3 separate regions of the Homo sapiens genome follow, and all the other regions are linked to region 3. A link is an interaction called in ENCODE POLR2A ChIA-PET data of the cell type or tissue named here. Cell type or tissue: HepG2. All regions are shown on one strand. Links, peaks and the distances in the headings refer to the core of each region. The heading gives the core; the rest is flanking DNA.

Region 1 (7,997 bases), core at 2,423-6,422, 170 kb before region 3:
TCCTGCCTCAGCCTCCAGAGTAGCTGGGATTACAGGCATGTGACACCATGCCAGGCTAATTTTGTATTTTTAGTAGAGACGGGCTTTCTCCATGTTGGTCAGATTGGTCTCAAACTCCCGACCTCAGGTGATCCACCCACCTTGGCCTCCCTCTTCAGTCTTCTTATGTGAAAAATTCCACCCTTAGCTGTATAAGCCACTGGAAGAGGGCTCCTGTGACTCACAGCTGAACACAGTCATAATTTATACTTGGAACAAATGGCCACTTTCACAGGCACCCTAAATTCATCACTGAAGCCAACACAAAGCCCAGTGATGATCATGATTTGTGATTCTTCATTAGATAGCTATTGACAAAGGGACCACGTCTCTCTTGTTCATCTTTCCATCCCAAGCACCAGATATAAAAGACTCCATAAATTGGTCTTGAATGAATGAGTGAATGCAGCATGATAGCAAAAGCCACAATAATGGTGACTCGGGCATTAGATAAAATGGGGTCCTGATCCCACTCCCTCTGCTTGCCTGCCGAGTGATCTTGGGCAGGTCCATTAAGCTCTCTTGGCTCCAGTTTCCTTATCTGTAAAATGATAATACAACTGACCGTGTCCAAGGTGTGAGGATAACTGATGTTGAACCAATGTTCACTGCTTTTGCTGTTACTGCAATTGGTAGGAGGTGAGGAAAGTGATGAGAGGAGAAAAAGCTAGAAGGTAATCTGTCAGGTGTTCACCCACCTCTGTTTCTGAAGCAATGGGATCCAGCTCTATCATATATGTATCCTTAGGCAGGACAGTTTGGGTTGGGCTCTGCTGGGTGGTTCTTCTGCTGGTCTCACTTGGGATCACCTGTGTGGCTGCAGTCATCTGGTGGCTAATGGAGCTGCATGGTCTAAGAAGCTTCTCTCACAGGCCTGGTGGTCATGCTGGTTGCTGGCTCTGCTCAGATAGAGCTCCTCTGCTCCACATGGCCGCTCATCCTCCCATAGGCAGCCTGGATATCTTCACAGCATTCCATCAAGGCTGAGAGTGGTAACAGCATGTTCTCTTGGGACTGAGGTTCTGAAGTCACACAACATTGCTTTTGCCACATTCTATATATTTGTCAAAGCTTAGAAAGGAAAAAATATTTCTTCTATATGCAACATTTTGCTTCTGACAACAAATGGCAGCGTAGGGGTTCCCCACACCAACAAATCTTCCAACTTTCTGAAATAGTTGGGTGTCTTACAGTTCAACTCAGTTCCAACACTACCTGGAGTTAGCATCAGATCCCATGATTTAGGGACTCAGTCCCACAGGACGGCCTCCACTTCAGATGCCAACTGAGAGTCTGGGCCTCCCTCCAGACTGATCAGCTATGATTTATAGCTGATTTAGGGGTTCCCATGACCCCCTCCTCAGATTCAATAATTGGCAAAACTGGGCACAGTGGCTCATGCCTGTAATTCCAGCACTTTGAGAGGCTGAAACAGGCAGATCACATGAGGTCAGGAGTTTAAGATCAGCCTGGCCAACATGGTGAAACCCCATCTCTACTAAAAATACAAAAATTAGCCAGGCATGGTGGTGCATGCCTGTTGTGCCAGCTACTCAGGAGACTGAGGCAGGAGAATTGCTTGAACCTGGGAGGCAGAGGCTGCAGTGAGCCAAGATGGAGCCACTGCACTCCAGCCTGGGTGACAGAGCAAGACTTTGCCTCAAACAAACAAACAAAAAGTTGGCAAGAATGACTTACAGAACTCAGGGAAACACTTTGCTTATTTTTACTGGTTTATTACAAAGGATATGACTCAGGAACAGCCAAGTCATGGACAGGGTGGGATGGACGGGGTGGAATAGACGGGGTAAGTAGGGGAGGCGCAGGAGGGGTGCAGAGCTTCCATGCCCTCTCCAGGTGCACTGCCCTCCCTGCACCTTGATGTGTTCACTAACCCCACCCAGAAGCTCTTTGAAACCCCCTTCCAGTCATTGACAGGTGTTTTGGAGACCTCATTAGACAGGTATGATTGATGACATCATCAGCCATTGAGGATTAAGTCGATCTCCAGCCCCTCTCCCCTCCCTGGAGGTTGGGGTTGGGGAGCAGGGGGACTGAAGTTCTAACCCTCCTCTGGCAACCAGCCCCCATCCTCCAAGAGTCACCTCATTAGCGTAAACTCAGATGTAGTTACTAATAATGGTTTGGATATTTGTCCCCTCCAAATCTCATATTGAACTTTGACCCCAGTGTTGGGACTGGAGCCTGGTTGGGGGGTGTTTGGGTCATGGGGGTGGATGCCTCATGAATGTCTTGGTGCCGTCCATGCAGTAATGAGTGAGTTCTCGAGAGCTCTCGCTCTAGCAGTTCCTGAGAGAACTGATAGTTTAAAAAGCCTGGCAGCTTCCCCCGCTTGCCTCTCTCCTCTCCACATGACACCTGCTCCTTTTCACCTTCTGCCCTGAGTGGATGCTTCCCGAGGTCCTCACCAGATGCAGATGCTGGTGCCCTGCTTCCCATACAGCCTGCAGAACTGTGAGCCAAATAAACCTCTTTTCTATATAAATTATCCAGCCTCAAGTATTCCTTTACGGCAACACAAACGGACGAAGAGAGTTGTCATTATGAATAACCGAAGATGATCTTCCCACCCTTATTGCTCAGGGAATTCTGAGGATTTTAGGAGCTCTGTGTCCGGAACCAGGATGGAGACCAAATATATATTTCTTATTATATCACAATATCACAAAGCCCTTTGCAGATTTGCTAAGTCACATTACAAAGGAACCTGTATACAGGCCACCTTACTTCAGCTCCAAACCGAGAATCACTTTCCCCCCAACCACATCATCCCCCTAGTCATCTGCCCTCCAAATCTGCATTTTTCCCCTATCATTGTTGCAACAAATTACCACAAACTAGTGGCTTAAAACAGGACACATTTATTATCTTAAAGTTCAGGAGTTCTGAAGTCTGAAACGGGCCTGCTCCTTCTGGACACTCCAGGGGAGAATCTGTCTGCTTGCCTTCTGCAGTTCCTAGAGGCTGCCTGCATTCCTTGGCTCATGGCCCCTCCTCTGTCTTCCAAGCCAGCAGGATGGCATCTTCTCTCCTTGCTGACTTCTGCCTCCCTGTCACCAGGATCCCTGTGATGACATTGGGGCCACCAGGATAATCCCAGATAACCAGCCCCCCGAGCTCAAGATTTGTAAACCACATCTGCAAAGTTTCTTCGGCCAAGTAAGGTAAATTACTTGGTAATTTTCTTGGCAAGGTAGATATCCACAAGTTCTGGGGGTTAAGATATGGACATCTTTGGGGGTCACTATTCTGTCTACCATAGACTCTCACACCCTTTCCTTCCAACCCAGGCGTTTCCAGACTTCTTCAAACACATTCCTCTAGGAGTTTTTGTTTGCTAGTTTTAAAGGAGCATGCCCCAAATACATGATTAAAAGCCTGGACCGGCAGCCAAACTACCTCAATTCAAATCCCAGCTCTCCTGCCTTCTCATTGTTCTACCTCGGCCAATCTGCTTCACCTCTCTGCACCTCTGTTTCCTCATCTGCACGATGCAGGATGTCTCAGCTCCTGCTGCCATAACACAGATGCCATAGACTGAGTGGTTTAGACTTCACAGTTCCAGAGACGGAAGTCCAAGATCAGGGAGCCAACAGGGTCAGGTTCTGATGAAGCTTTCTTCTGCCTTGTAGTTGGCCACCTTTTCCTAGGTCCTTACGTGGCATAGAGGGAGGGAGGGAGAGAGAGAGAGAGAGAATGTGCTCTGATGTCCCTCTGATGAGAATGTTACCGGTGGAAAGTGTCCAGGTTCTTGGCATCTTGAACAAATAAATGGACAAAATGTGCAAACAAATCAAGAAAGGAATGAAGCAACAAGAGCAAAGATTTATTGAAAATGAAAGTACACTCCACAGGGTGAAAGTAAGCCCCGGCATAGGGGCTCAAGGGCCCCAGATACTGTATCTTCTCGGGTCCAAATACCCCCTAGAGGTTTCCCAGTGGCCACTTGGTGTTCACCCCATGTAAATGAAGTGGCGGCCTGCAATCGGTCTGATTGGTCAAGTGAAGTTACAAAGCTCACACTCCTATGCAAACATCTGATTGGTTGTGGAAAGCACACAATCAGAGGCTGAAGTGAAGTTACAAAGTTACATTCCAATACAAACGTCTGATTGGTTGCAAAAAGCGATCAATCAGAGGTACTTTCAATTTCCCATCTGCCTGGCAGAAAAGGTAGGGGTTTGCAAAGGGGTAGCCTCTGGTCCTTTTGTTATTTAGATGTGGAAAGTTAGGGCTCTCCTTTCAATTTAGTTCTAGGAAATCAGCGTGAAAGAGCCTTAGGTTCCCTGCCTCCAGACGCTATTCTCCTGCCTCAAGGATACCGATATGGCTTGGCTCCGTGTCCTCACCCAAATCTCATCTTGAATTTAATCCCCAAGTGTTGAGGGAGGGACTGGGTGGGACGTGATTGGATCATGTGGGTGGTTTCCCGCGTGTTGTTCTTGTGACAGTGGGAGTTCTCACGAGATCTGGTGGTTTTATAAGGCAGTTTTCCCTGCTCTCTCTTGCTCTTCTCTCTCCTACCGCCTTGTGAAGAAGATCCTTGCTTCCTCTTCGCCTTCCTCCGTGATTGTAAGTTTCCTGAGGCATCCACAACCATGTGGAACTGTGAGTCAATTAAACCTCTTTCCTTTATAAATTACCCAGTCTTGGATATTTCTTTATAACAGTGTGATAACATGCTAATACAGATACTAATCCCTACCTTATCTGGGTCTTGCCCTCACGGCCTCGGCAAACTTTAATCACTTCCTTATTCCAAACAGTCATACTGGGGGTGAGGGCTTCAACATATGAATTTTAGGGGCACACAATTCATAGCAGAGGGTAATAATATCTCCCAGAGTCCTGAGGAGTAAATGAGTGAATATGCTTACAAGGCTTAGAACAGGGCTGTGGCACAGCGGCAGTGCAGGGGTTGGTTTTTATCATCATTATTTATAAAACATACATTTGGGCTCTGCAGCTGACTTTCATGCACATTATAAAATGAGAAAAGAGAAAATGTAAAAGGATGAGATAAATTGAAGCTGAAGTCATAATAGCTTTCTCCCACACTTCCAGAGGATTGTCCTGCATGCCCTTTGGGGTTTGGGGTCCCCCTATTCCAGCCTGGGGTTCTCTGACATTGGCATGCATCCCCGTCACTTGTGTTACTCTTAAAATGGAGCTTCCTGAGCCTCGTCCCAGATTAACTGGATCAGCCCTGGTGAAGGAGCCCAATGGCTACATTAAAAATATATAGAGGCCAGGCACGGTGGGTCACACCTGTGATCCCAGCACTTTGGGAGGCCAAGGCGGGTGGATCACTTGAGGTCAGAAGTTTCAGACCAGCCTGGCCAACATGGTGAAACCCTGTCTCTACTAAAAATGCAAAAAAAAAAAAAAAAAATTGGATGTGGTGGCACACACCTGTAATCCCAGCTACTTGGGAGGCTGAGACAGGAGAATTGCTTGAACCCAGACGCAGAGGCTGCAGTGAGCTGAGAAAATGCCACTGCATTCCAGCCTGGGCAACAGAGTGAGATCCCATCTCTACAAAAAATTTAAAAATAAGCCAGGGGAAATGGTATGCGCCTGTGGTCCCAGCTACTCAGGAGGCTGAGGCAGGAGGATCCCTTGAGCCCAGAAGTTGGAGATGCCAGTAAGTAATGATTGCACCTCTGCACTCCAGCCTGGGGGACAGAGCAAGACCCTGTTTCAAAATAGATATGTATTTTTGATGTCAAAGAAACTGTTTTCATCAACTGTGGGAAAAACCCTGAGACTCACTTATAACCGCTGACCTCAAACACCCCCAAGTCTAAATTGTTTCCATCTCCCTGAATCCAAAACTCCAGCTGACGAGCACTGAGTGTTTATGTGAACATGGCCACATCCAAATGACCAGGCAGCCCTATAGCTCCTCACAGTCAAGTTCCTGTACGGTTTCCTCAAGATGCAAAAACATTTTGAAGTATGAGATTCGAGCTTCATACCCTGCCCAAGCCTTCTGTTTAAAGGTGGAATGCATTCCCTGCTTTTTTTCTTTTTAAATCTGCCCCCTTCTTGGTTTCTAATGACATTTGACATTTGACGTTCACCACTGCTGTGAGTTCTCCTCCGCCACTGTCAACACAGCCATGCCCAGCTACTAACGCAGAGACAGCAATGCTCCAGGCCAGAGCATATGTTGGAGACCTACATTCATTTCATAAATGTGAGCAACACAGTTTCCCATTCCTTTTGACTCATTTTTTCCTTCCTTTTCTCCACTTGCCAGTTGGGGTGGACTCCAGCGTGGCTGAGGGCAGACGCCGCCGCCCCTGAGAGCTGCTTCTGGTTCACGTGGCTTCTTAGAGAACCACAACTCCAGCCCTCCTCTCTGTAGGGGACACAAATTCACCGCTTGCCCTTTGTCCCCAGAAGATGTTTTCTAACAGCCCAAGGGCCGATCCGGAATCAGAGAAAAACACTCCGTGGGGGAGGCCAGAGGAATATTTAGTTTGTGTTTTATTAGCCCTTGCTGGGTCTCCAGATCTGAACCCCGGCGGGGCCTGTGTGCTCAGATCTTCCCACAGCGTACCCCTGAAGCCCAGCTCAGGCAGCCTGAGGATTAGAATAAATGAAAATCATTATCTGAGCTGTTTGGCACACGTGCGTGTGCAAGAGCCAGGGGCCATTTTCAAGGGAAAATGCCCGTTGCAGTTTCCTAAATCCTTTCTCATTTTTGACTTATTTGATCCTGGCAACAACTTGGTGAGATTGGTTTATCCGTGAGTCCATTTCACAGGCAGGAAAGTGGTGTCGCAGGGAGGCCGAGTGACTTGTCCACAGCCACGCAGCTGGGAAACGGGGAGACAGATTCAGGTGAGGACCTGCTGCCTCCGCGGTGCGGGGTACACCTTTCTCTCTCTTCCTCCTGCCTCCTTTCCTCTTCCTTCCTTCTTCTCCAAACTTCCACTCACCTATTTTTAAAACTCTTTTTGGAGATGGGGTCTGGCTATGTTGCCCAGGCTAGACCCAAGCCCCTGGGCTCAAGCAGTCCTCCCACCTCAGCTTCTTGAGTAGCTAGGATGACAGGTGCATGCTACCACACCTTGCTCAACTATTTTTAATTGAAAAATTAACATACACAAATGGTTAAACAACCACAACCAAACAGTACAGGAAAGGATGTCCTGAAAAGTAAGCTTCCTTCCACCCCAAATCTTCAGGGTCCCAGAGCCCCTTTTTCTAGCTATGTGTGTGCATATGTGCTCGTGCACACATATGTGTATGCACACTTAGGTGTGCATGTGTGATACATTACTCGGCCTCCTACACAGACAGTAGCAGCCCATGCGCTGGGTGCCTCTGGTTCTTCTTATTTCTCTCTCTGTCTCTTTTTTTTTTTTTTGTTTTTGAGACAGAGTCTTGTTCTGCCTTCCAGGCTGGAGTGCAGTGGCACAAGCTCGGCTCACTGCAAACCTCCACCTCCCGGGTTCAAGCAATTCTCGTGTCTCAGCCACCCAAGTAGCTGGGATTACAGGTGCCCATCACCACACCCAGCTAATTTTTGTATTTTTAGTAGAGACAGGGTTTTGTCACGTTGGCTGGGCTTGTCTCTAACTCCTGACCTCAGGTGATCTGCCCGCCTCAGCCTCCCAAAGTGCTGGAATTACAGGCGTGAGCTGCCACTTCCAGCCCTTCTTATTTCTCTTGAAAGCTGTTCTGTGTCCACATGGATGGAGCCACCACGCTTTTTGCTGACTGCACAAGAGCTCTCAGTGCATGGGGAGTAGGCTGTCCTTCTCCACTCCTCTCCACCAACAGGCATGAGGCTGCTCTCAGTCTCTGCTGTAATCAACGCATGGCGTGGGTCATGCCTTTGGCACATATATGCCTTTGTGCCCCTATGCCAGTGCCTCACTCAGGAAGAATCCTCGGAGGAGAACTGCTGCGCAAGAGGATTTGCC
Region 2 (7,997 bases), core at 2,423-6,422, 230 kb before region 3:
CCCTGGGGTAATTAAGCAAGAGAAACTGGGCACAGTTTACTGTCAGGCAAGCTCTCCTGGAGCAAATATGATTGGTAATAAAATGTCTGCCATTTCTGTTCACGGTGTGAGTACCTCTGGAGGACAGATGTACCACTATGACATGAATACAGCATCCCTTTCTCAACAGTAGGATCAGAAGCCTATTTTTAATGTCATCCCACCAATTCCCGTTGGTTCTGAAAATTGGAATAGGTGTCAAGGATCTGGAGATGACAACTTGACTTCCTTGGGGACTCTGAATTTCCCTGGTCGAACGGTTTCTTTTTCTTTTGAGATGGAGTCTCGCTCTGTCGCCCAGGCTGGAGTGCAGTGGTGCGATCTTGGCTCACTGCAAGCTCCGCCTCCCGGGTTCACACCATTCTCCTGCCTCAGCTTCTCAAGTAGCTGGGACTACAGGCGCGCACCACCACGCCCGGCTAATTTTTTGTATTTTTAGTAGAGACGGGGTTTCACCGTGTTAGCCAGGATAGTTTCAATATCCTGACGTCGTGGTCCGCCCGCCTCAGCCTCCCAAAGTGCTGGGATTACAGGCGTGAGCCACTGCACTTGGCCCCCAAAGTGCTGGGATTACAGACATGAGCCACTGCGCCTGGCTCCCAAAGTACTGGGATTACAAGCGTGAGCCACCGCGCCTGGCCCAACGGTTTTTTCTAATGGCTATTTCAAGGTAAGATTCTGTCTCTTAAGAATGGTACATTTAAGATAGATTATTAGATGTAAATCTTCATTTATTTGTATGTGTTCTCTAAAGATTCATGTGTTTTTTTATATGAAGAAGTTTAAGTGGCCTTTTGAAAGTAGGAAGGGTAGACGTACAGATGGTGACATCTGTACGTAACCATTTCAGGTTTCTTCCTTAAATAGTGGTATTCAGTATCCCACTGGCCAATGGTAAGGATTTTATTTAACATTTTAAAAATAATATTGCTCATTAAGAGATATCTTAAGGAAAAATTACATAAATTCAGGAGAGTATGTGTCATCACATTGTGTTGTGCATGTTCATTCAGCTGTTTTAGAATATGTTCTTATATTACAATAAATGATACCCTTAATTACATAGTCAAAAAAAAAAAAAGTGGTCCTCCACTTCAGCCTCCAGAGAAGCTGGGACTACAGGAGGCGCATGCCACCATGCCAGGCTTAACCTACAAACAGTTCCTTATCATCTACTGCCTCAGGTTCAAACCCCTTCCCCCGTTTTTTAGCACACTGTTAGATGTTTTTCCTAACTTAACTTATAAAGTCTTATTATTCCCTAACCTAGTGGTTCTCAACTGGGGGAAATTTTGTCCCCAGGGGACATCTGGCCACAGCTGAAAACATTTTCTGTGAACTGGGGTGGGGATTCTCGTGGCATGCAGCCAACGGAGACCAGCGATGCTGTTAAACATCCTGCAGAGCCCAGGACAGCTCCAGAGCAAGGAAGTACCTGCCCGCAGGCCTCAGGAGTGCCAAGGCTGAGAGGCCCTCCCTGATACAGTTTATTTTCCCTAATATTGAGTACTGCGTCTGCATGTGGAATACCTGGGAGCTGGCAAACGACGCAGGCTGAGAAAGCCAGGTCTAGACATCTTTAAAAAGAATACGGTCAGTTTAAAAAGCCAGGTGCCAATGGAATGCCTACGATGTCAAGACACATTGTGAGAGACCATGGAGAATAAAAGAACAAAAAGTACTAGCATTTTTGTCTGTTTTTTTGGAGACATGGTCTATGTTGCCCAGGCTGGTCTCAAATTGCCAGGCTCAAGTCATCCTCCTGCCTCAGCCTCCCGAGTAGCTGGGACCACAGGCATGAGACAATGCACCCGGCTATAACCACCTTTTGTACAGTTCTTCCCAAGTATCCATTATGCAGCCATATGAGATCATCCATCTGATCCCTGCAGTACGTGACGTACACAGATCAAATTATCTCCATGTTAAAAACAAGAAAAACTGAATGTCAGTTCCTAAATGCCTTCCCCAAGGTCATCTGGCCAGTAGGGAGCAGAATCAAGTGCAGACTTTAGGTCCTGTAACTACAGAGGTCTGTGATTTGTGCACATTAAATCCAAGGAGGCGAGCGGAGCACAGCGGTCAGGAGCCGTCTCGGCGGCCAGTGCTGGGTCCACACAGGGCAGCCCCTGTTTCGTCCACTATGGGATGGAAATAATGGCACCTACCTAAGGCTTTTGTGAGAATTCAGTAAAATGCATTTCTAGTACTGTGAACTGGAAAAATGTTAGCATTCAAAATGTTAGTTGCTGTTATTATTGTGGTGCTTGCGGTGTGGCTGGAGGACAATTAAATTGCTTCAGTGCTGTCACAGAGACTCGGAGCTCTGGGAGGATCCAGGAGGGGCACCGGCAACTGGGCCTCCCGGAAGGCAGGGCTCCCTGTGTCTACAGCATCTGCTGCACCCCTGTGGGCAGCACACCCCCAGAAGCACTGGGGATGAGGACAGAGCCACCCACAGCCACCCCAGCTCCGTGTTCCCTGCACTGGGGGCCAGGGCCTATCTTCTCAAGTAGAGACTTTACCACGACATGTGATCGTCTGTTCTAAAACCAGTGCACTTGCCAGGCACAGTGGCTCACGCCTGCAATCCCAGCACTTTGGGGGGCTGAGGCAGGAGGATCGCTTGAGCCCAGTAGTTCAAAACCAGCCTGGGGCCAGGAGCAGTGGTTCACACCTGTAATCCCAGCACTTTGGGAGGCTTAGACAGGTGGAACTCCTGAGGTCAGGAGTTCAAGACCAGCCTGGGCAACATAGTGAGACTACATCTCTACCACAATTTAGAAATTACCCGAGTGTGGTGGTGTGTGCCTGTACCTAGCTGCTCAGGAGGCTGAGGTGGGGGGATCGCTTGAACCTGGGAAGTTGAGGCTGCAATGAGCTATGATTGCATCACCGCACTCCAACCTGGGAGACAGCACGACACCCCAACTCAAATAAATAAATAAATAAATAAATAATGAAAACAAGCACATGACAGCTTGAATAATTATTTAATTACTTGGACTACAGTTAAAATGTTCTCAGGAGTCAAATGCTCATAAAGCTGCAGGGGGTGGCCTCGTCCTCAGCTGAGTGTAACCTGGGGCCACTGTCTGGACAGCAAGGAGGCAGGATGTGATGAGCTTTTTTCCCATCTGTAGCTTTTCACCCACTAATCCCACTGGGAGGAGTCTGCTGTTAGGATACAGTCAATCAGCGATGTAGTCAAAGGTTTGTGTGTAAGGAGATTTATCTCAGCTTGAGCAAAAAGAAAAACAAACAACATAAACATCCCAGCAACAGATTACTATTGAAATAGGTCGCTAAATGTGTATGTCCAGATGACTGAATATTATGCAGTCTTAAAAGGCATGCAGGATGCTCACAGATAATGTGAAAATGGGCAGAACGTACATCAGTTGTGTGCAAACAGGCACTGAGAAAAGACAAAGGTACACCGAAATATTACTAGCATTTATCTCTGGGTAATTTTTATTTTATTTTTCTGTTTTCCAATTTTTCTGTGAGGAACAATCACTACTTCTAGAATTTAAAAAAGTTACAGATATTAAGTCTAAATATAAATACCTCCCTACAAGATGTGAATGATATGAAAAGTATAGAAAAAGCAAGCTTCTAAAACCATAACCACACTTTCCTTCCACACATATCTCGAGGGCCGGGCACATCAGGGGTTAACATGAACTTCAAAGTGTCTACCCCCACAAACAAAATACAGTAAACATGACTATGAAAAAATAGTGTTTTCAATTTGTTTTCCAATTAACCTACCTCTATACAGGAAGGAGTAACGTCTGTTAAATACTTTTAAGTTAACGTAAAAAACATAAAACATAAAAACAAAATAGATTTGTAAGCATTTTGCTAAAATAGTCATTACGTGTCTCTAAAAACCAGAACAAGAAGACAGACAGTTTAAGAGTGAAAGCTATTTGCTGACTTAGACCAAGTGAAAGCCAACGCTAACCAAAAAAACATTTTCCATGTAAAAACATTCCTTTTAATATTTCTTAACCTAGAGCTCTACTCATCAAAAAGAGAAAGAGAGAAAAAAGATTACTGCTTAAAATCTCAGCAAAGGGAACCCAGTACTTAACTAGACCAGCTCCCAGAGTGACCAGATGCAAATCTCTTTCACAAATAGCCACAGGGCAGCACGGCCTCCTCTAGGAACACCGGCCCCAACTGCCCACCCGCGGGGGCTTCCAGGCCTCCAGGTGCCAAGACATCCCACCAGGGGCCAACCACATGGGACCTCTGGGGTAGGGCTTCCCTACAGTCAGCCTCCAACACACCCAGAATCCCTGTTCCAGACACTGCCTGTAGAAACAGAGGGAGTCTAAAGTCGAGAGCCCTAGGGAGGCTAAAGACATACTTCCTAGTCCTGTAATCCCATAAAACAGGGTTCAAAGGGCATCTTAACGGATGTATTGACTTCAGAGAGAACACCAGCATCTTGCTTGTACTCATGAGCAACAACTCATTTCTGCCTTCCTAGCCCCTCCTTGCCCTCCTGTCCAGCAGCGACCTACTCACCACTAGGGTCGGAGGCCGGCAATGGCGCTGACCTTCACTGCTGACCGGGCTCTGACCACTGCTGTCTTCCAGTGCTTCTGAGCAACTACTACCCTCCACTAAAAAAAACAACTTTATGCAACAGGAGAGAAAATGCTTGCACAGACAAGTGCAAGTGTCAATAAAACTGGGCTGGGGGTAGGGGTGGAACTGAAGTAGGAGGAGTAAACATAATAGTGAAAGTGTCAACCTCCTGTAGTGATGCCAAATGCCGGCCCTACAGTCAGACCCTCGGGAGGGCCGCCCCCATCACTAGTCGTGCGACACAAGTGATGTGGCATTTCCAAGCCTGTGTCCCCATCTGTAAAGTGGGGACAGCCACCATATTGACTTCCGAGGGTTGGTGCAAGGATTGAAGTAGCCAGTCCACCAAGCATGGCTCTCAGGATGGAGCCTGGCAAACAGCAAGCGCCCATTCCACAGCCACAGGGATCCAGGCTGGCACCGTGCACCGAGGCACGCATGCAAAGCCTCTCCCTCAGAGCTTCTCTCTCAACACGGCCCCACAGAGCAGACCACCAGCAGCACCGCTGTGGCGCGGGCCGGGTCGGGGAGAAACCAATCAGAGGCTGCTCGAAAAAGGTACAAAGTCAGCACTTAGGAGCAACAGGTGACAGCGAGGGAACACACAGAAGCAACACTGACAGGACATGGCCACGTGGGAACCAACAACCCAATCTCAACAATCTCTGAAGACGACACCATCAGAAAGTAAAGCAATACGGCCACCATGATGGTTCCTTCCCCCTCAAGAAAAATGCACTTTTTATTTTTTATCTTTGAGATAGGGGCTCGCTCTGTTGCCCAGGCTGGAGTGCAGTGGCACAACCACAGCTCAGTGCCATCTCCCACCTCAGCCTCCTGAGCAGCTGCGACTACAGGCGTGTACCACAGCGCCCGGCTAATTGTTTTTATTTTTTGTACAGATGGGGGTCTCCCTATGTTGCCCAGGCTGGTCTTGCACTACTGGCCTTAAGAGATCCTCCCAACTCAGCCTCCCAAAAGTGGTGAGTGGGATTACAGGCATGAACCACTGCACCCAGTGTAAGAAAAAATTTAAATGATGTGACACTCGTAATGTTAGAAACAGTGAGCTGCAACAGCTTCAGGGGCAGAGGCTGCAGCCAGCACCCTCTCCATTGCAGGCATAGATGCAATCTAACTCCACTGATGCCACATCCAAGAGGATGGCAGATGAGACATTCCCTGAGGTTATCTTTATCTACAGGACTTTTTTTTTTTTTTGGAGATGGAGTTTCGCTCTTTTTCCCCAGGCTGGAGTGCAACGGTACGATCTCAGCTCACTGCAACCTCCGCCTCCTGGGTTCAAGCGATTCTCCTGTCTCAGCCTCCTGAGTAGCTGGGATAACAGGCAGGCGCCACCACACCCAGCTAATTTTTGTATTATTACCAGAGACAGGGTTCCACCATGTTGGCCAGGCTGGTCTCAAACTCCTGACCTTAGGTGATCCACCTGCCTTGGCCTCCCAAAGTGCTGGGATTACAGGCGTGAGCCACCGTGCCCGGCCCATCTTCAGGACTTTTGACGTTAAGTACATAATACACACAATATTGTTATTGTGAATATTTGGCCAGGAATATGCTTAAATACTGGGGTTTTCTTAGAGAAGCTGGCTAAATGTCTAATCACAATAACTAAACTGCGTTATCATGACCATTTTGGTTCCCACTATAATATTCAGCTCCCTGAGATGGACCATTCAAAGCAGTGAGCACGTTCAAGTGGCTGCTTTACAGTGCTTTGGGGATACCAGCCACAGTATAGGTTCGGTTTCAGAACACTTAGGCATCTAGGATGGGAAAGAACAGGACTTGAAGAGGCCAGGAGCGAGAAACCCCTGGTTCAAAACAAGAGTGCATCCAAGGTCCAGAAAGTGTCAGTAAAATCGGCTAGCAGGCTTTGTTTCTGCAGGCACCACAAACTCTATTCCAGGAGTCTTCTTGGGACACCCTATTATGAACAAGGCATCGCTGCTTCAGAGCCAGGGTCCCCATCTCTTACTGTCAGCCATGCAACAAAAGATCAGACCAGAAAGGGCTCACCTGGATTGATCACAGAAGACATTTAGGCCAAAAAGTTTCAGATTTACCTCCCACTGCAGCTATGACCAGACCCTCATCCCCTAGGCACCTGGTATCTGCCCAACTGAACTTCACACCTACAGGTGAAGCCTAGCCCAGGCCTGCTTCTCTGGCAAGTTCACCACACGCCTGACTCTCCTTCCCGTGGCTGACCGCCACCAGGGGCTAGAGCATGTAGACAACCATTCCACTGACATCCTCCAAATGGACCCATGAACTTCAAGGCACTGGGCCATGCTAGCCTTCTCTCCGCACAGCACCTCATCCTTTTAACAGCACATGTTCCAGTTAGTATAAAACCCCCCTTCACAGCCTCCCTTCCTCAGGGAGAGTGAATTCTTCCTAGAACACATGGTTCGTATTTATTTCTGCAACCCCTGGAGTATATAAAACAGGTGGTTCTACCTTCAGTAATGGCTGAGACGTTGGACCAATCCTCTTGCAGATAACTATAAACTCTGGACAAAGCATAAAAAAACAAACTGAACAGGACCAAGACAAGCAGAAACTGGAGGGAGCCTGTGCCCAGAGCGAGCTGAGCACTGCACGGGTTTCTTGTCCTGGGGCAGAACCTGGTCCTCCTCAGAGAAGGGGGGCAGCTAAAGCTCACAGAGAGCCCCACAGTCTCACCTGAAAAACCAGAGAGGGGAATTCTGGTAGATGATCGCAGCTGGAAAGCGACAGGAGAAACCCTGGAAGGGAGAGCACCCTGGGAGGGGACAGCACGCTCTGCACATCAACTCTGTGTGAGCCCTGCAACAGGCAGGCACGGGGCAGGTCCAGGACAGCAAGGTCACACTACAGCAACTGAGCAGAGATATTAGCTGCTGATAACACAGGAAGAGTATCTGGAGTTTGAGTCCAGCCAAACTGACTGCCTGCTAAAACAAAGCATCATCAATCTTCAGGAGGATAGAACGAAGTCCAGAGTTTCTACAACAGATCACTCACAAAATCCAAGAAGCAATCCACAATTACTAGACATGGAAAGAAACAAAAATATAACCTGTACAAAGAGGAAAGAGTTAGCTCTGGAGACCAGGCACAGGACACACCCATGCTGCCAGCACAGGCAGGACTCAGTAGCCCTTACAACGGGGCTCAGGAACAGAAAGGCAAAGGGACTTAGGCTGGACAAGCCAAACGGGTCTCAAGAGAGAAAGAGAACATTTCTTAAAAAATGGAAATTCCAGGGCCAGGTGCAGTGGCTCACGCCTGTAATCTCAGCACTTAGGGAGGCCAAGGCAGGCGGATCACCTGAGGTCAGAAGTTCGAGA
Region 3 (5,945 bases), core at 1,946-5,945:
GGAAGATGGGTGTGAGGGTGCAGGGGCAGGGGGGCGGGCCCTGCAGGGCAGTGCCTGGCCCGTCCTGCACCCCCAGCCTGGGAACCCCCGGCTTTCTCGCTTGGGCCTCTGGGGAGCCCGCGTCCCCAAATGTAGCCACATCAGAGCACACTTCTCCGGCAGCAACTTCCCAGGCATGTCCGTGGCCTCCTCGGGGGCAGGCGCCCCCTCCTGGACGCTGAGCTGACCTCTCTAGCAGGACTCTGCTCATCTGCACCATTTGCCATTTCCACAGAAACCCTGTCCCCAGAGCCCGGCGGAGAAAAAAACCACAGGGGCCTCTCTGCTCAGGGGAGCCACGCGGAAGAGGCACCCTCGCTCCAGCTGCCAAAGCAACTGAGCCTGCTGCAAACATCTCTGTGAACTCGGACAGGAAACAGTGTTAACCTGTGTTTCCTTCCAAGTCGGCCCTGGCGCATGTGAACTGCTTGCTAATACTGTGTACAATCACGCCGTGCAATGACAGAGAGAACTTTTCTTATTGATGAAGTGGTTTAAAAAGTTACCCTGAGCCTTTTTTCTTTGCTTTTAAGCTGGAAAGATAGCTTGATTACTTATGAAATGAAAAAAAGTTTTCCTAAATGAATGTAACAGTTTAAATCATACTGTTACGAAAACAACACTGTCAAGATTAAAAAGAAATTCTGCTCCTTTTAGTAATAAACAATGTCGTGTGACACTTTGGAACGCTTCTCTCGTTACAAACCAGCGTCTTTACTGAAGGTCCTTCCGCTGCAGAGCTGCGCAATGGATGTGTGGACAGAGCTAGTCGGCACGTGGAGGCTCTCCTGGTTTTCGAGCAGGAAACGTGCTGTGAGCAGGAATCGCGAGTGAGTTCCATGGCGTCCCCGGGTCAGCGCGCGTGCAGGAATCGCGAGTGAGTTCCATGGCGTCCCCGGGTCAGCGCGCGTGGGGTCCTGTCTCGCTGGCTCACCACTGGTGGCCAGGGCATGTCTCCCCCAGCCCTGAGTCTCCGCAGTGGTGACCAGGGCATGTCTCCCCCAGCCCTGAGTCTCCCGGCAGTGGAGGCAGCGTGGGCACAGGGTTTGTCACAGCCTGTAAGTGAATGGAGGACACAAAAATAACCAGAGAGGCAGGCTCTGCCCTCCGGGAGTGCACAGGCGGTTTTTAAAATGTGTGCGTTCATGTAATTAAACGTCTCCGTTTGTTTCTCAGGGAGTGGTTACTCAATTTCTTCCCAGCCAGAGCTTTGTAAACCTGCGCTTCTCACCCCTCAGTGAAGCCTGAGTCCAGCCTCTAAAGGTGGGTCCCCTGGGTGGGCTGCAGCCAGTGGGGGCTTGGAAGGGCTCTGAAGGTTGAGACAAGGAAAACGGGCGTGAGCTGGACTCAGGGAAGCCGGGTCACCGTGGTACCTGCACTGTGGCCCTTGGCCATGACAGTGTGTCAGCTTCCGGCAGGGACTGCTTGTGTGCCTCGGGACACCAGTGACCAGGTGTGGCCAGGCCCCAGATGGCATTGCTGCAGCTCTCTCGTGAAAGAGTAATGGAGGTGACTGCAACCTGCGCCGGGAGCCATCTGGGCTATGAAAACGAGACTGGCCTCCAGCGCCCCCGGCCTCCACACAACACTCTTACACTGCCCAGGAGAGCAGCGGTCACTAGCAAGTTCCTTCCATGCACAAAGGCAGGCAGGCTGAGGCCGTGATCACAGCTAGAGCTCGGCTCCTTTTCCTTCCGGGCTGGGGAACCACCATCCCCCGCTCCTTCTGGAGGAAGGCTGACTCTTCTCTGATGGAAACCATCAAGCACACGGCGCCGCCACCTCACTCCAACACCCGAGTGCCACGTCCAGCGCGGGGTCTCGCCTCGTCACCTGAACGACACGTGGAAGGAGGCGCCTGTGGAGAGCCCTGGGGAGGGTCCTGAACGTCACGGGGAAGGAGGCGCCTGGGGAGGGTCCTGAACCACACGGGGAAGGAGGCGCCTGGGGAGGGCCCTGGGGAGGGTCTTGAATGTCACAGGGAAGGAGGCGCCTGGGGAGGGTCCTGAACATGACAGGGAAGGAGGCGCCTGGGGAGGGTCCTGAACGTCACGGGGAAGGAGGCGCCTGGGGAGGGTCCTGAACATGACAGGGAAGGAGGCGCCTGGGGAGGGTCCTGAACGTCACGGGGAAGGAGGCGCCTGGGGAGGGCCCTGGGGAGGGGTCCTGAACGTCACGGGGAAGGAGGCGCCTGGGGAGGGTCCTGAACGTCACGGAGAAGGAGGCGCCTGGGGAGGGTCCTGGGGAGGGTCTCTCTCACCAACGGGCATCTTGGTATTTGGTCCCCCAGTGACTTTGTCACCTAGCCAATGACATCCTGCTTGTACCAACTCAATTAAAAAAAAAATCAGATGTCAAACTGCAATCAACACTGCTCTCATCTAAACACAAACACAAACCAACTGCCTGGCAAGAATTTCTAAGCTCAATGGGTGGTTCCCTTGATGTTCATTCCACCCAACACCCTCCCGACCCCAAACACGAAAAAAGCCACCGCTCATGGCCAGTCCCTCCAATTCATCCTCACACAGAGCATGGCGCGCATGGGCGGCAGGGGGAGCATGGAGAACAAGACGATTCATCCTTTAAAATCCCACAAAGCCCTGCGAGGAGGAGCTGTGGCCCTGCTGCCAAGCGGGCCGGCCAGAGTGCCTCCCCTGGTACGCCCGCCCACCCTGCAGTCAGGGGTCTGGGGGCCGTGTGGGAGGGCCGCAGCCGAGGGAAAGGCTTCCTAACAGCCAGCAGCTCACCACAGCGAGGAACTGGGCAAGAACGTGGCACCGAGTACGGCGTGTCCCAGCCGCGCCGCGCCAGCAGCTCCCGGGAGACAGAGGCCCTGGGCTTTCGTGCCGGCCGCTCACGCCCTACGGTGGCTATCTGGCCACCAAGTAGTTCGGTAAACTGGGCCCCGGCAGACAGAGCAGACCACAGGCCCGTGGGGCAGGCAGAGCTCCGCCCAGGAATCCACCACCCTGTGTTGTGTTCCGCGTCTCCCACGGTTCCACACTGAAGGGGCCCTGTTTTCATCACGGCCGTGACAGCCACTCCATGCTGGGAGCTTGTCTATCTGATCCCCATTGGTTCTGATCAGCATCTTTCATTCAAACCAAATCTTTAGCAACAAAAGCAAAATGCTTTCTGTGTAAGAAAGTGTACAAGAAGTTTCTTCCTCAGGGCTGCTGTCATCTTTCTTTCAACTGGGTTGATTCAAAAGTCTCTTTTTCCTTGGAATCCCACCTAATCAGTTACAAGCTCCTCTGAAAGAAAAACTGTCTCTCATAACAGACAACTACATTGAAAGCCAACAAGATATTTCCTCTTCTTCCTCCAAGAGCAGGAGGGAAGAAAGAACCGGCCACACAATGGCGTCCATCTTCTGGACAAGGGCTGGAGCCGCAGAGCCGGGCAGGGCCTGGGCGGGGGCGGGGGCGGGGGCGCTGCTGCCTGCGCTCTGGCTTCTCAACCCTGTCCGAGCCTCTTCCAACCAGCTTAGCTGAGAGTGTGAGGAAAGGACCTTGATTGCCCAGCACTCAGACAAAGTGCCCAGACCGGCCGCCAAAGCCGGCGCAACGCAACACAAGCTGCAGCCCTGTGCGGGGTCGGTGCAACACAAACACAAGCTGCAGCTCTCAGGGGGTTGGCACAAGGCAACACAACCTGCAGCCTGAGGGGAGGAGGGGTCGGCGGAACGCAAACACAAGCTGTAGCCCTTGCGGGGGGCGGGCGGGCTGCCGGCGCAAAAGCAAACACAAGCTGCAGCCCTCGCGGGGGGGTCAGCGTAATGCAAACACAAGCTGCAGCCCTCGGGGGGGGGTCAGCGTAATGCAAACACAAGCTGCAGCCCTCGGGGGGGGGTCAGCGCAATGCAAACACAAGCTGCAGCCCTTGAGGGGGTCGGTGGCGGGGAGGGGGGTGAGCTGGCACAACCCAAACACAAGCTGCAGCCCTCGGAGAGGGGGAAGTTGGCGCAATGCAAACACAAGCTGCAGCCCTTGGGGGGGTCGGCGTGGGGGGGTTGGTCGGCACAACACAACACAAGCTGCAGCCTCCAGGGGGGTCGGCGGAGGGGGCCGGCACAACGCAAACACAAGCTGCAGCCCTCGAGGGGGGCGGCACCTGCAGCCTCACTCCTGTCAGCACTGCCACCCACATCCAGACGCACCAGACAGGTGTCCCCACCAGGGAAGAGGCAGTGCCCAGAGCCTTCCCCTTTCTGATCAGCATTCCCATCAAGTGTCAAGTGACAATGGAAGCCTGAAGTGAGGTCACACCGATGGCAGTGGGCGGGGCCCTTGGGGCCAGTTCAAGTGCCACCCACCGAGGCCTCCTGAACACCCGGCTGCACCAGGGAGCTCAGCACGTGCCCTGCTGTGCAAGAGCTGGCCGAGTGCCCCTGAGATGATCCTGAGAGGCGACACTTCTCAAGCCATCGCCCCAAGGTGACCTGGGTTTTCCTGGGCCCACCTGGAGCCGTAAGGATGAAGAGGCCAAGGGAGCGGGGAGGTGCTCACAGGGGCTCGCCACCAAGTCAGCTTCTAGCCCTCTCCCAGCGGTGCTTCCACCCGCCCAGCACCGGCTCCGCCAGGAGGGAAGTCTCCCCACCACCCTTGTTTTCAACTCCCAGATAAGAAATGGGACCATAGTGAATATGTCATCAGCCCCGTTATAGAAAACTAAGGATCCTATATTCCCACTGTTCAAAATATTTAAGATACACAAAAACTGCACCAGGTGTGGTTTCAATGCTCAACTTTTGACCCCAATTATGCAAATCCGAATTGGCCTTCAGTCTTGGACTGGAGCAGGCCTAGGTTGGGAGTTAGCGCACCACAGCCTTCGGGGGCAAGGAGGCCGCAGCGCTGAAGCCAGGAGGAGCTGGATGGGGACACCTGGTGGCAGCCATGTGGGGACGTTGGGAGCCCTCGCCCTCCAGCCTCCCTTCCTGTCGCTTTGCAAATGCTAATCCTAAACCCTAAACCCGACTGGGACAGGGACAGGGATGGTCCCACCACAGCCTCCCAGAGACCACGCGGCGGCAGGTGGCTCCCAGGAGTGAGGCCGCTGCACACGAGGAGCCCCCACCACGAGACCCCCGTGTGCAGCCAGCCAGCGGTGCTTCACGTGAATGAGAACCGGGAAGGTGTGCACTGGCCCTGGTCTGCTTTTCAGTTTCAGGCATCAGAGGCTGATCCCAAGTGTGAATATGGATGGGCAGTCAGGGCCCTCTTCTGGTTTTGCAGAAGGAAAGGCTCACAAAGCACAGCATATTCCGGGGTTTCGGGCACAGAAACCTGCTTCTCGAGGGTCCTTCGTGTCCAAGGTTCCACCCTCCAGTGTGGGGTGGTCTCGCCCTAGGCCCAGCCCTGGCCCGGGGCAGAGGCCCCGGGAAGACTGCGGTGTGCCTAGGGCCACACAGAAGACACCCTCCGCGGTGGTCTTGTTTCAAGTCCAATTTATTTCACACAACACACAGGCTGCTGAGGGAATCCACCTGCACTGCACTCAGTTGAACTTCCGGCCCAGTGCCGCGTCAGAGACTAAACCATGGGAGAAAGTTCACACCCTGGCCTGGGCCACCCACCTTCAGCTCTCTCCTGTGCGTCAGGACGCACGCTGGCCCCAAGAGCTTCACTCAACACGGCTGGGTCCTGGGCGGACGTGGGCACAGCACTTGCCAGGCGCCCCTGGCAGGGGCTCTTCTGATACGCAAGGAGGAAGGAATGAGAGAGAAACACATTCAGCCGAGGGGGAGGCCCGTGCAGGAGGGGTAGAGAGAACACCGGGTTTTCAGGGAAGACCTCATCAAAGAGCCCACAGGCACACGGCACTCATTAGCAAGCTGCCCAAATTACTCCACACACCAACGTTTTTAAAAAATTTACAAAGCTGAATTCCAATAAGCATCC

What was found. Peaks named below come from ENCODE experiments on the same cell type or tissue, not always from the same donor. Only the 100,000 strongest peaks of a DNase experiment are listed, where the experiment ranks them.
Region 1: POLR2A ChIA-PET joins it to region 3 with 12 read pairs; 1 of 35 experiments calls an interaction of 5 or more read pairs at or near these places.
Region 2: POLR2A ChIA-PET joins it to region 3 with 5 read pairs; 2 of 35 experiments call an interaction of 5 or more read pairs at or near these places.

What each region holds. Positions count from the first base shown.
Region 1 is chr16:87,532,443-87,540,439 of GRCh38, forward strand. LOC124903748 (a long non-coding RNA gene) reads left to right here and starts at 6,460. Exons shown (of 2, transcript XR_007065170.1): 1 at 6,460-6,909. RefSeq lists a silencer at 7,547-7,778. In HepG2, for the core only: no CTCF peak of the experiment used is centred there; DNase peaks (open chromatin) are centred at 4,059 and 4,493; H3K4me3 peaks cover 2,036 bases.
Region 2 is chr16:87,467,357-87,475,353 of GRCh38, forward strand. All of the region lies in intron 1 of ZCCHC14 (zinc finger CCHC-type containing 14), which reads right to left. It also overlaps the pseudogene NR3C1P1. Among named protein-coding and RNA genes, the nearest start is that of ZCCHC14, 22 kb to the right of the region's middle. RefSeq lists enhancers at 1,890-2,475, 2,476-3,060, 3,746-4,703. In HepG2, for the core only: a CTCF peak has its summit at 4,579; a DNase peak (open chromatin) is centred at 4,445; H3K4me3 peaks cover 1,022 bases.
Region 3 is chr16:87,702,338-87,708,282 of GRCh38, forward strand. It overlaps KLHDC4 (kelch domain containing 4), which reads right to left. Exons shown (of 12, transcript NM_017566.4): 12 at 5,475-5,738. Among named protein-coding and RNA genes, the nearest start is that of KLHDC4, 61 kb to the right of the region's middle. RefSeq lists a silencer at 1-33 and enhancers at 154-403, 439-1,638, 2,288-2,897, 2,898-3,505. In HepG2, for the core only: a CTCF peak has its summit at 4,917; DNase peaks (open chromatin) are centred at 3,814 and 4,254.